Linked DNA regions of Homo sapiens: region 2 is linked to region 1. Evidence: chromatin contacts called from ENCODE Hi-C data. All regions are on one chromosome and are shown on one strand. The core of a region is the stretch at or near the end of the contact, and the rest is flanking DNA. Distances in the headings are between cores, read along the strand shown.

Evidence for each region. Hi-C counts contacts between places; a loop is a spot of excess contacts on that map. Pooled maps may share reads with other maps.
Region 2: a loop to region 1 is called in a pooled map, with 19 times the contacts of the local background. The contact joins two enhancer-like sites. A Hi-C loop is called at or near these places in 1 of 168 maps with a recorded cell type or tissue (esophagus muscularis mucosa), 1 of 37 single-sample maps with no recorded cell type and 9 of 50 pooled maps.

Annotation. Positions count from the first base shown.
Region 1 is chr3:141,450,796-141,456,667 of GRCh38, forward strand. It overlaps LOC124906291 (a long non-coding RNA gene), which reads right to left and starts at 5,090. Exons shown (of 2, transcript XR_007096120.1): 1 at 4,409-5,090; 2 at 1-3,801. RefSeq lists a silencer at 371-543 and enhancers at 1,337-1,476, 4,784-5,426. Within about 2 kb of position 1,421, at least 5 of the 41 ENCODE cell types and tissues checked have a DNase peak (open chromatin) inside an H3K27ac peak, as active enhancers do.
Region 2 is chr3:141,102,083-141,108,437 of GRCh38, forward strand. All of the region lies in intron 2 of SPSB4 (splA/ryanodine receptor domain and SOCS box containing 4), which reads left to right. Among named protein-coding and RNA genes, the nearest start is that of SPSB4, 54 kb to the left of the region's middle. RefSeq lists an enhancer at 865-1,381. Within about 2 kb of position 2,534, at least 2 of the 41 ENCODE cell types and tissues checked have a DNase peak (open chromatin) inside an H3K27ac peak, as active enhancers do.

The sequences.
Region 1 (5,872 bases), core at 171-2,670:
ACCAAAGCAGAGAGAAGTGATACTGAGCGGGGGCTGGTGGAGCTGGGCTTCACCAGAGGCGTCGGGTCCAGAGAGGAGCAACTAAAACAAAGGAGCCACCGGGGAATGTAGGTTGTTCCAAAAGTCTGGCGTTTGGGATGATGAACCTGGAGAGGCACATGGGACACATCATCAGGGCCTTGGCTTTGCCAGAGTTGGACCTCTATCCTGACAGCATAAGGCAGTGGGCAAGCAAAGAAGGGGGCTGGGTAGTAAGAGATGAACTCAGAGAGAGTTAACACAATATCCAAGCAAGATGAGAAGCCTTTGGAGGACTTCAGCAGAGAGTGGAAGGATCTGATATGATTACAAGGATCACTCTTACTGCGTGTACTGAATAGACCACAGCCCGGGGCAAGGGTGGAGGCAGGGAGATGAGATAGGAGACTGTGGCAGCACAGGCGGGAGATGACAGTGGCTTGGAAGAGGGTGGGAGTAGTGGGGATGGTAAGAAATGGGTCACATTCTGGAGATAGATTTTTAATTTTGTAATGTGGAAATTTTCAAGCCTATGCAGAAGTAGAATAGTTTGGTGAAACCCAGTGTACCCATCATTCAACAATCAACAATTCACAGCCAATGTTGTTTCATCAATACCCTCACCTACTTTCCTTCTCCACTGTATTATTTTGAAGCAGATCATAGACATCATACCATTTCATCTGTAAATATGTCAGTATACATCTCTAAAAAGGTAAACAACATTTTTAATATAACCATATCATTACCATTCCTTAAAAATTAACATTTCCTTAATATCAAGTTCCATTCGTTAAAATTTCTGGTTGTCTCATCATTATATATATATTTTTTACAATTGGAATCAGAATCCAACTAAAGTCCCATACTACAATTAGTTGATATACCTGTCTTATAATCTATAGATTTTCTATTTTTTCCCTTCGCAATTTCATTCCGAAGAAATTCGGTGTTCACAGTCTAGGAAGAAACAAGGCAACTTCTTAGGTTGGGTTATGTTCTTCCATTAGGAGGTACACTCTGTGTGGCTTAGATATTGGATGTATTTTGAAGACAGATCTGATAGATTTGCTAATGGTGTAGATACCAGGGGTTGAAAAAGAGAGGGATCAAAAATGACACCAAGGTTTGGGCCTGAACAATTAGAAGGATGGTGTTGCCAACAAACTAGATACCTGGGTTGGAAGTTCAGAAGAGGAGACTGACTTGAGGTAAGGATTTGAAAGTTGTATTTTATTCATTCAAAATATATTTGAGGTGGGAGTACAGCACAAGAATGGCCAAAACAAATAGTCCCTGGAGCCTGTGACATAGTGGGGAACACAAAAGGCTAAAAAGCTGATTATTTACAACCATACTAAATGCTATGCAGAAGGGCTGCATGGTGCTCTGAGGACATCTAATGGAGGAATGTAACCTAGTTGGGAGGTTCAAGGGAGGCTGTCTTTGAGGAAGTAACTTTTTGTTTTCAGACCTAGACCTGAGGAAGTAACTTTTGAGCTGAGGTCTGAAAGATAAATAAGAGTTGAAAGGAGAGAGAGTTTCTAGGTTGAGGGACTAACAGATATCAAGGGCAGCCTGTGGAGGGAACACAGTTCTTTGGAGGCCAGTGGTGGCCAGAGTACAGAGAAATTGATTTAAAATCAGACTAGAGGACAGGAGCCATACCATGCAGAACCTTCAAGGTCATGCCAAGAATTTGGATCTTATTCTTAAGATCCAGAAGATCTTAAGAGCATCAGAAAGCCATTGAATTATTTAAAGCAGGTTGGGACAAGAAGAGGTATATTTAATCAGTTTTGTATTACAAAAAAGTCACTGTGGCTGAAATGTAGACAATGGCTTGGAAGACAGTAGCGGCCAGAAGTAGAGCAGTTAGGAAGCTACTGCAGTTGTGCAGGCTAGAGATTATAGTGGCTTGGATTTGTTAACTGGAAAAACCTTAAACAAGTTAAATGTAACAGAGTTTAATTGAGCAAAGAACCATTTGTGAATTGGGGACCCCTAAGAACCAGAATAGGTTTTAAGAACTCCAGCCTACAACGTAGTCAGGCAGCATTTATAAGAAGAAAATGGAAGAAGTAAGGTACAGAGGCAGCTTCATGGGCTACAGCTCACTGTTTTGCCTTATGTCAATCAGTCAGCTGTCTGAGATTGACTGAAGCTCAGCTGCTGAACTGAGACTCAGCTGTTAGTTTAGGCATTTAGTTAGTTTATGCAACTAAGTAAGGTTGCAGTTCATTTTGGACTTGAGTATGAAGGCATCCTTAGGCCAAATTTAGTTTAGTTTAACTGATGATGTGATTGCAGTGAAGATAGAGAGAAAGGGGAGGATTTGGGAGATACTTAAGGGAGAGAATCAGCAGGACGTGATGTTTGATGATATATGGGAAGTGAGGGCTAGGGATGGATCAAGGATAGTCTTTGGGTTTTAGAATTGTTGAAGCTAGGAGTGCAAGGTGTCCCGTCCATGAAGCTTGTATAGAGAAGGAAGAATCCAGAAAACACCAACACAAATGACCCCTGACTTCTGAGGTTTCCACTTACAACTTTTTGACTTCATGATTATGCAAAAGCAATACACATTCTGTAGAAACCATATTTTGAGTACCCATACAAGCATTCCATTTTTTACTCAGTACAGTATTCAATAAATTTCATGAGCTATTCTACACTTTATCATAAAATAAGCATTGCATTGGATGAGTTTGCCCAACTGCAGGCTAAAGTAAGCATTTGACCCACATTTAAGGTAGACTAGGCTAAGCTATTTGGTAGATTTTTTTTTTTTTTTTTTTTTTGAGATGGAATCTCGCTCTGTTGCCCAGGCTGGAGTGCAATGGTGCGATCTTGGCTCACTGCAACCTCCGCCTCCCGGGTTCAAGTGATTCTCCTGCCTCAGCCTCCGGAGTAGCTGGGATTACAGGCACGTGCTACCATGCCCGGGGAATTTTTGTATTTTTAGTAGAGATGGGTTTCACCATGTTGGCCAGGCTGGTCACAAACCCCTGACCAGGGGGTTAAGGGGCTTGCCCAGGCCAGACAGGACCAACTCTGAGCCTTTTGGTCTCCAAGACACTGTTTTCATCCCCACCTACTTATTCCACATTGACTAAGGTATTTTTTGGAAGAACCTAGAGCTAAAACAATAAAAAATACTGTCCTTTCCTGAAAATGAGTGTTTATTGGCCTGAGACTCTAATACTTTCAGAGACCTAGGTCATTCCTTTTTTTATTCGACATATTCTGTATGGCAACTAGTACTGCCAGGCGCTATTCTAAGCATCTAATGAAGATTAACTCATTTAGTCCTCATATCACCCCATGAGGGAAACACTATTATCATTGCCAACAATGTTTAGTTTGGTTATCTTTTTGCTGCACGGTGTCACAAAACAGTGGCTTAAAACAACCATTTATTATTATTTCACATGGTTCTGTGGTTTGACTGGGATCAGCTGGGCAGAGCCTCTCACGCAGTTGCAGTTAGATGGTGATGAGGCTGGAGTCATCTAAAGGCATGACCAGGCTGGCATTAAAGCAGCCACAGCCCACCCAGTTTCAAGGGGTTGAAGGTGTAGACTCCAGTCCTCAGTGGGGGAGTCACAGACACTTACAGGGAGGGAAGGAATTGATGGCAGCCATCTTCAGAGGTAAGCTACAACGACGGGTCATTCCCAATGAGAAAACCAAGCACAGAGAAGTTAAATTACTTACCAAAGGCCATACAGCTGGTATGTGAATAAACAGAGTTCATCCCAGGCAGTTGTGTTCCAGAGCCTGCTAGGAGAGGCAAAAGGGATTGGAGCTCAATAGCGCAGCACGGACTCTCACAGCAGAGTCAGAGTGTGAAGAGCACAGCATTATTCATAGCAGAACTGGAGAGTCCTAGAGTCATCCATCAGGGATCGGTGAAAAGGAAGAAATTCTAAAAATACTAGGAAATGTCAAGGACTGCCTAAACAAGGCTGTTATTATGTTGGGGGGTGAAAATATGGTCTCATGTGGCCCAAGGCAAGTGGAAGCCTTCATGCTTTCATTTATCTTTTCAATCAAGAAAAAATGAAAATATGAGTGTTGGGGGGCAGGAGTGGGTGGGGTATGTGTGTGGTATTTTTCCTTATAAATAATTAACATCTGGAACCTTTAGTCAGATACTCAAAGGGGTCATATACGGGAGAAACTAAGGCTTGGACCAGGGAGTTAAAATTTGCAGTGCAGACCAGCTTCAGAAGGTATCTTCAAGCTCCTCTGCTAAACGTCTGGGTCATCGATGACCTTATGCACATTTGCTCCCTCTAATGGAAGGACAAGGAAATGACATGTCTACTTCAGAAAGGTTAGTCACATCACAGGAGTAGTGGGTATTGCCAGAAATAAGCCGACTCACCTCTGGAGTGGTTGGTTTCTCTCTGGAACTCTAGCGACCTGAGACAGTTGGGTAGCTTAGGCCATTTTCGATGTCTAGCTTCTCAGAACTTCTGGGTCAGAAAGGGAGGTTCCACACATTGATTTGGACGTGCTCGACATCTGCGTGAGTGTGGTGAGTGGAAGAGCATCAGGCCATGTCCCAGGTCTTTCCAAATCAGACTCCATTATTTCTGACATTCCTCTTCCTAAAGACCAGAGGTAGGAATTCAGGGCCGCCATTTTCGTCGTCTCTTATCACGATGGGAATCAGCGTTCTCTGCTGCTGCTCCTGCTGAACACGACGACATTCCAGCCACCGGGAACTGCTCGGGACTCAGTATCATTCTCAGACCTAGGCAGGAGCGTTCCGTGCTTGCCCTCCTCCACAGGTGCCCCGCCGCACGGGGCAAAGAGTCTGCAGGGCCAACAGGGATGTGCCCCCGCAATGTCCACGCCATCCCCAGAGACCGCATTCTGGTACCCAGAACCTGAGAATTCCCTGCAGACTTTCAAGGCCTGTTCTGGCCGCTTCCTTGCCAGTGCCACACCCCTGGGGCAGCCAAAGGGCAGCTGTTTGCAGGGGTTGTGGACCGAGTTTGTGATGGAGTTTCAGCGTCCACATGTGTGCCTGAGGCCCCTAGCAGCCTGGGAGGGAGCAGGGTGAGGGGAGGAGGGGATGGGAGAAGATCTGGCCCACCTCTTCCCCTGCTGTCTCGTTCCTGCAGGAAATGCCAGAAACTAGGAATTCCACATTCCAACACGGTCTTCCAGATTGCTGTGAAAGTATATTTGTCAAGGGAGGAGAACAGAATATATTTAATTAAGAACTTGCTAGCCTGGTTTATACCTTTTAAATATTTAGACACATGATATATACGCCTCCATCTGTACACTTGCTCCCCGCCTTGCGAGTGTTGAGGGGGCGGCTGTCATCACTCTCCAAAATGCCTGGCTTCTCATCACGCTGTCTGTGTATACAAGCTCCTGACCATGCTGAAACGTTCATGCCCATCCCTACCCCAGCCCCATCCACAGACGTGATCATTTCTCAATACCTAATTCAAAGGCCCCATCAAAAGCCTCTTCCTTGCAGTGTTGTGTGAGACAGCCCCTCACGCCTCTGCTTGCCTTGACCTCCAGCCCCACCACAGCTCTCTGGATTCAGCCGTTTTCAATTCTGCCTCTGCCGTCAGCCAGCGAGCTCCTCCCGGATGTTCCCAGCATCAGCATGCTGCGGTCAAATGCAAGTCATCTATGAAGTGTGCCGATTCGCCACTCCAGATGACCAACTGCCTTGGTGTGCCTCGCACTGAAGACTCTCCCAAGTTGCAAAACATTCAGTGCTAAAACTGAGACAGTCCCAGGCAAATGAGGACGATGGGTCACCCTAACGGGGAAGAGCCTCTTCAGAAAGGAAAGGAGCATCAGCAGGCATGGTAGAAGT
Region 2 (6,355 bases), core at 1,284-3,783, 350 kb before region 1:
CTTCATCTAAGACTAGGAATTACTCAAGCAATAAAGGTGTATCCAGGCAGAAAGAGCAAGAAATCGGAGTTATGAGAGGGCTCGGGGTCTGGGGCAGCTCAGTGTGGATAGAGCTGGAGTGAAGGGTGTAGTCACTTAGTAACTGAGTAATATATACAGAGCAGGTACTGTGGCCAGGCCCTGTGCTAGGTACTGAAGATAAGGCAGCGAACAGGCAGCCAGGGATCCTACCCCATGGAACGTACAACTTAGCAAGGAAAACATACAACCGATTACAGAAATTAGCCTGTGGTTACTAGTGTGCAGGGTGGCATGTCGGGAAGGTAGATGGTCCTGGGAGAGTGTATGAGTGGGGCCTGGTCTGTCTTGAGAGCCAGAGAAGGCCAATCTAAGGAACCTCTAAGCTTAGAGGAGGAATTAACAAGTGAGGTGCCTGTTTGGGGGTGAGGGATGAAGAAAAAGGTATTCTAGGCAGCAGCAGCAGCATGTGCAAAGGCCCTGTGGCAAGAGGGAGGCTGGCACAATTTAAGAACTCAGGTGGCAGGTGACATGCAGGGAGCATGGCAGGAAAAAAAGCTGGAGAGGCAGGCAGGGTCTCACAGAGGATAAAGGAACCAAGCAGGAACAGAAACTTTGTATATATGAAAATTTTCAGTAAGGATAAGTTGGGGTGTGGGCAAAATTGCAGACTTACTAACAGGTAAGTGGCCCCTTTGAGATGCCTGGAGGTCAATGCGGTTGCTCAAAGAAAGCATGGCCAAGAGAACACTGCCTGGCAGAACTCCTCAAGCCCTAGGGCAGCCAAGCCTGCCCATGAGGAAGAGGCCACATCTCTGCCTCTACCTCACACTTGGACTCCAGGACTCCCCTCTATTCCCAGACCCTAAAAGAGGATTTCCTGCAGCCCAAACCAGATACGGTCACTTACAAAAAAAGGAATGGCTCCCAAGTGGCCGCGCCTGTCCTGGGTGCTGCATAAAGCTGTTTGATGTCTCTGTTTTCCCAATACCTGATTGTTAACAACAGGGCTTTAGGAATCCCAGTGGCAAAGGGGCAGCCTCTGAAGACAGCAGCCTACACTGGCCTGGAGCCATGTCCCCCTCTGAGCTGGCTCCATTTGCAGACCTAGCATGCCCTTTCAAGGCACAATTAATTCTAAAGCAGGAGCTGATAACAGTGAACCCTGGGGTAGGCCACATCCCCCAAGGCAAGTCAACTAGGACTTGTTACTGAGCTACTCCAGGTCAGGCACAGTGTGGACACAGAGGGGCCCCACGACAGGGAGCAAAGAGCTTCCCATCCAGCTCACTCATCAACCCAAGGAAATGGCAGCATCGGAACAGCACACACTTTTGGTGCCCTCAGCTGTACACAATCCTGACCCTGAAAATGAATGGAAAAGACTCAGTTGGTGCCTGGGAAGGAATCAGCTTCTGTCCTGAAGTATATTAAAGAAAGGTCTTCTCAGGTGCTACTTGCTTGCAGTTCATTTATACCTCCCTGGTTACCTGCCTCCCATTCCCTCCGCACAACAAACCACAAATGAGAATGTAGGGTAGGTAAGGCCAGAGACAGGCACACCAGCCGCAACCCTCCAACAGCGAACTGCCTACCCACATGAGGGACACAGAACAGCCACAGCAAACAAGAACTCTTAAAGTGCAGCTGTCCGGAGCCATTCAGCAAAGGGGCATGAGGCCCAGCCCTCAGGAGCCAGGCAGAGCAAGGTTGTAGTACCAAAAATGACCTTTTTTTTTTTTTTCCTTCTAATTCTGAATCCTCCAGAATGGATTCAGTTATGTTTAGGGTGATTAGTTCAAGATCAGGGAATAATGAGTCTTAGAAAAATTCCCACCCAAAGAGATCATGCTCAAAGTAGGTTCGTCACTTAAAAGGACCATTGATCCGACAAATTCACTCATGTTGAGAAAGCTTTCCCCAACAGTTTCCAATAAATGAGGTGTCAGTGAAATGATCTCAGCAGTGAAATAAATAATACCAGCATTAAACTATAAAGCAGCCCCTAGAAGGGTGTGATTATCTAGTGAGGGGTACAGACAAGGAGTGCCTGCAGGTCCCTGCGGGTGCAGAATGACAGAGGGACTGGGCCGAGAGGAGGACCTTGTGCAGCATTGAAATGGGGCAGGAATGGGCTGGAGGGAGAGGGCAGGGGAAAAGCACTCCAGGCAGTGGGAGTGGCAGGAGCAAAGGCAAGGGGCTGGAATGTGCTTCATTTCTTGGGGAAGGGGAAGAAAGTACATGAGACTGGCAAGAGGGAAGTTTGTGGGTAGATTCCTTGAGGAGAGCCTGCTGGGGCCAGACTGTGACCTGGACACGCTGCAGACACCTCCCAGGTGGCTGCCACTGACCAGCCACAGAAGCTTCTTTGAGGGCCTCCCAGACACACCCCCAAGGATCTCCTCTGCATGGCAGATGGCTGGGGTTGTTTTTGGCAGCTTAGATTCTGGAAGTCTGTGGGAGGAGATGGCCAGGCGGGAATGAAAGGCTGCCAGACCTCGTGACCTGCACACAGGTGGCCGGTGTCAGGCAGGCAGTGGTGTCTGCAGACTTTGCTGCCCAGACCTGGGCAGGGCCTGCCAGGGCGTCCTGGGAGCCAGCACAGGCTGCGCGGCCGGCCCATCACAAGTGAGCCTTTGTGGCCCCGGTTTACGAAACCAGCCAAATATTTTCCTTGTCACTTTATGAGGTGCTAGGTCTACCCATTCAAGCTGGGAAAAATAAAGCGTCACAGAATTTGCGCCGTTAGAGTTGAGGAGGTTTGAAGTGAACCAATGCTCCTTTTAAAAGAATTCTGTGCCCCTGGGAAGGCCTGTCAGCCTGAGGGGTAGGAGTACACCCAAGATCCCACCTCTGGAAGGGATGGGTACCATCCAAGCCGCCTGCAGGTTTTACAGACGTAGAGAATGAGGCCCTGAGTCTGGAAAGTCTTCAGCCCACAAGGCGGATGGAGTCAGATGAATGAGGAGACTGAGTTCCTTAAATATCTTTAGCACCATACATTCAGGAACCATTTTAGCCTCTTTTTCACAGGTGAGGCCAGAAAGGCTCACAGAAAAGGGTGGATGGGAATTCTCCTTCAGAACTTCACTGCAAGGCAGAAAGGATTCCAGAAGGGCTTTGAGGCTGAGGTGCGTGGTGAAACGGGATGTTACACACTGAAGTTGAAAAGCATCCGCCTTGTGCAGTAAGCCAGTGGGCAGTCACCATTGCGCTGATTCCTGGCCTCCCACTGAGTTCCCACATCCCCTACAAAGCCCCATTTCTTACTGCCCATGGCCTATAATTTCATTGGTAGATCTGCTTCCCTTTTGCCTCTAGTAATAAGTTTCATTTATTGGGTACTTGCTATATTATGCCAAGCATTCCACTAGGTACCTCATTCATTCATTTAACTGAGATTTATCAAACACCTACTATATGCTGCCCCCCGAGGATGCAGCAGCCCTGTCTGGCGTAGTATTGAATCCATTGTTACAGATGGATCATTTGAGCTCAAAGAGAAGTGACTTGCCGAAGACATACAGCTAATACACGGCAGAGTTGAATTTCAAAGCCAGGCGGGTCTGACTTCAAGGTATGGCTTCTCTCCACTCCCTCATTGACAGGGTTAGGAAGAGGCAAGTAATTAATAAAGAAGACACAATGTAAGTAATCATAATTCTTTTCTTTGCCTTCAAAGTTATAATAAAATAGATTAAAGTTTTAAATGCTTACTACGTTTTTTAAAAAAATTTCTTTTCCATCTCCCTTTCCTGGTAAACTGCTTATTATCTTTTAGATGAAATAAAGATACACTTTCATAAAAGAGAATCCGTGATGGCCACTTAAAATTCCACACTACATGTGGTAACTACATCGCCACCTGGTGGTACAGATTTTGCATAACGGGATGTAAATCAAGAGCAAAGACAACAGCTATGGGCCATTGGAAGGGACTACAATTTGGAAGTGAGAATTCAGAGGTTCTAGTCTGTGCTCTGCCCTAGACTGGCCGTGGTGGCACTGAGTCAGCCACTCCAGCCCTCTAGGTGGCAGATCCTTTTTTTGCAGCTCCTGTGTGGGCTGGTGTCCCTGGAGACTCCGTTTTAACTTGGACATTCCCTCTTTATTGTCCTCCTATGTTGCACTGAACTCAAAGAAAAATGCTCAGGTGGGTTTTGAGGTACCAGTTGGGGAGATAGTGTGGGGCAAGGCTTTCTGGAGCCCTCGGGCCACTCCATGAAGGCAGCACCTCCTCCTCTAAGTGTGCACCTTGGCCTGGCCTCAGGTATCCCATTATGGCTTTTCACCCTCCCTGGGATCTGCTCTGACTGCAGTCCTCTTAAGGGCAGTTCTCACCCCATGCCTTTCTCACCAGACCAGAGACCCTCTACCACACCCTAGGGTATCCATCAGGAATTACCTCCGATCAGAGTTCAAGAAACCAAGTTCAGGGTCTAGGATGGGCTTAGCACAGCAGAAGTAGTTTGTTAGTTGTATTCTTTTATAAGGAACAGAAGACCTGACCCCAAACTGCCTTAAGTTAATAAAAGGAATATATGTGCTTTTGTCACTGAGTAATTGTAGTTGCTTTAGCCTCACCTGTAATCCCAGGTTCAAACACCATTGGCAGGGTCTGACGTCTCTCTCTCCATTTCTCAGCTCTTCTTCCTTCGTGTCTAGTGGCACCTTAGGGGTGTCTTATGGGGCTTTAGGCCCCACACCCTCAACCTACCTGAAATAACAGGATCTAAGCAGACAGTGTTTCCTAGATCTCCCATCTCACAGACCACCACTCCTGAGCCCCTCCTACATACACATTCTAGAGGCCTCTGTATGGGGTCATCTTTCTCAGGTCCCCAAATGACTTCAAGGAGGCCCTGGGTCCACCTGTTGCTCCTTCTTATTGCAGGCCATGCCCAGCACAAGTCCTGGAATCCACTCTCATGGGCCCCACTGGGATCTCAGGCTCACCCCTGAACCAGTCAGTCACAGTGGCCACTGGACTGGAATGTGCTGATTGGCTCAGCCTGGTCAGAGGCTCCACGCCTGGGGTTGGGATGGGGCAAAGCCTCAGGAAAAACACACTCCCCAAGGGATCTGAAATGTTTTACCTAAAGGGCAGGTGACGGATGCTGGAGGCAAAACCATCAGAAATCCATTAGTAATTAACATAAAAGTTAGTAGAATGGAAGTTCATACATTATTTATCTTTTGAGTAAATCAGAGTGATAAGACTATCTTAATGGTAATGTCGCTTCATTCACTGGAAAGGTGTGTTCATAGGAATGCAAAAGGCTTAGGAAAAAAATAAATAAGACGAGAAGAGTCTGTTCAGCGACAGAGAAAACAGAGTTGGGCCTGGCCTCTGTCCTGTCCCCACTATGTGTCCATCCAGGGCAAGGACAGTATTGGTGAAGACATGTTTCAACAATGCCTTCAACTCAGCCCTGAAGAAGAAAGGTAGTCCCTTAGGTTTCTGAGTTTCCTTCTGGGAGTCTGTCTTGCATGTGAATATCATCCTGTAACTATTGGGACAGCCTTACATCCCCTCTGCTAGTCTCTAAAATTGACTTGAAGATTTTTATTTGTGCCCAGGCACAGTGGCTCAGGCCTGTAATCCCAGCACTTTGGGAGGCCAAGACAGGTGGATCACCTGAGGTTAGGAGTTCAAGACCAGCCTGGGCAACATGGTGAACTTTTCTCTACTAAAAGTACAAAAATTAGCCAGGCATGGTGGCTCAAGCCTGTAATCCCAGCTACTTGGGAGGCTGAGGCACGAACATCACTTGAACGCAGGAGGTGGAGGTTGCAGTGAACCGAGATCACACCACTGCACTCCAGCCTGGGCAACAGAGCGAGACTCTGTCTTAAAAAAAAAAATAAAATAAAAGATTTTTATTTGTCTGCGGTGGCCTCTTTCGCTGTTCTGTCCTGCTTGGGCTAATGTTTAAAATTCCAGATAGAGTGTCCAAGTGGGCAGGGCCTTAGGGACTCTGGTGCAAGCCCCTTCTGCTGTGAATGGGGGCCAGCGAGGGTCAGAGTCTTACTGAATTCACAGAGCTAGTTAAATCACCGAGCTCAGGAGCCTCTGCCTGGCAACCCCTTCTCGTGGGAGTCTCGTTACCACAGGGTTCCCAAGCAGGCAGACAGAGAGGCAGCCAAGGTGAAGGCCCCGATGACACCTTTGCTATGAATAACCCACAAAATCAATTACTGCAGTGGGCAGAGCAGCAGCCAGGCCCTTCACTGTGTGCTGCTGGGCGCATGTACTGAGATCACTTCTTGCTGCAGGGCTTCCCTTCCTAATTGTATTTTGCTCAAACTAATGTTAAAAATTAACTTTCCCAGCATT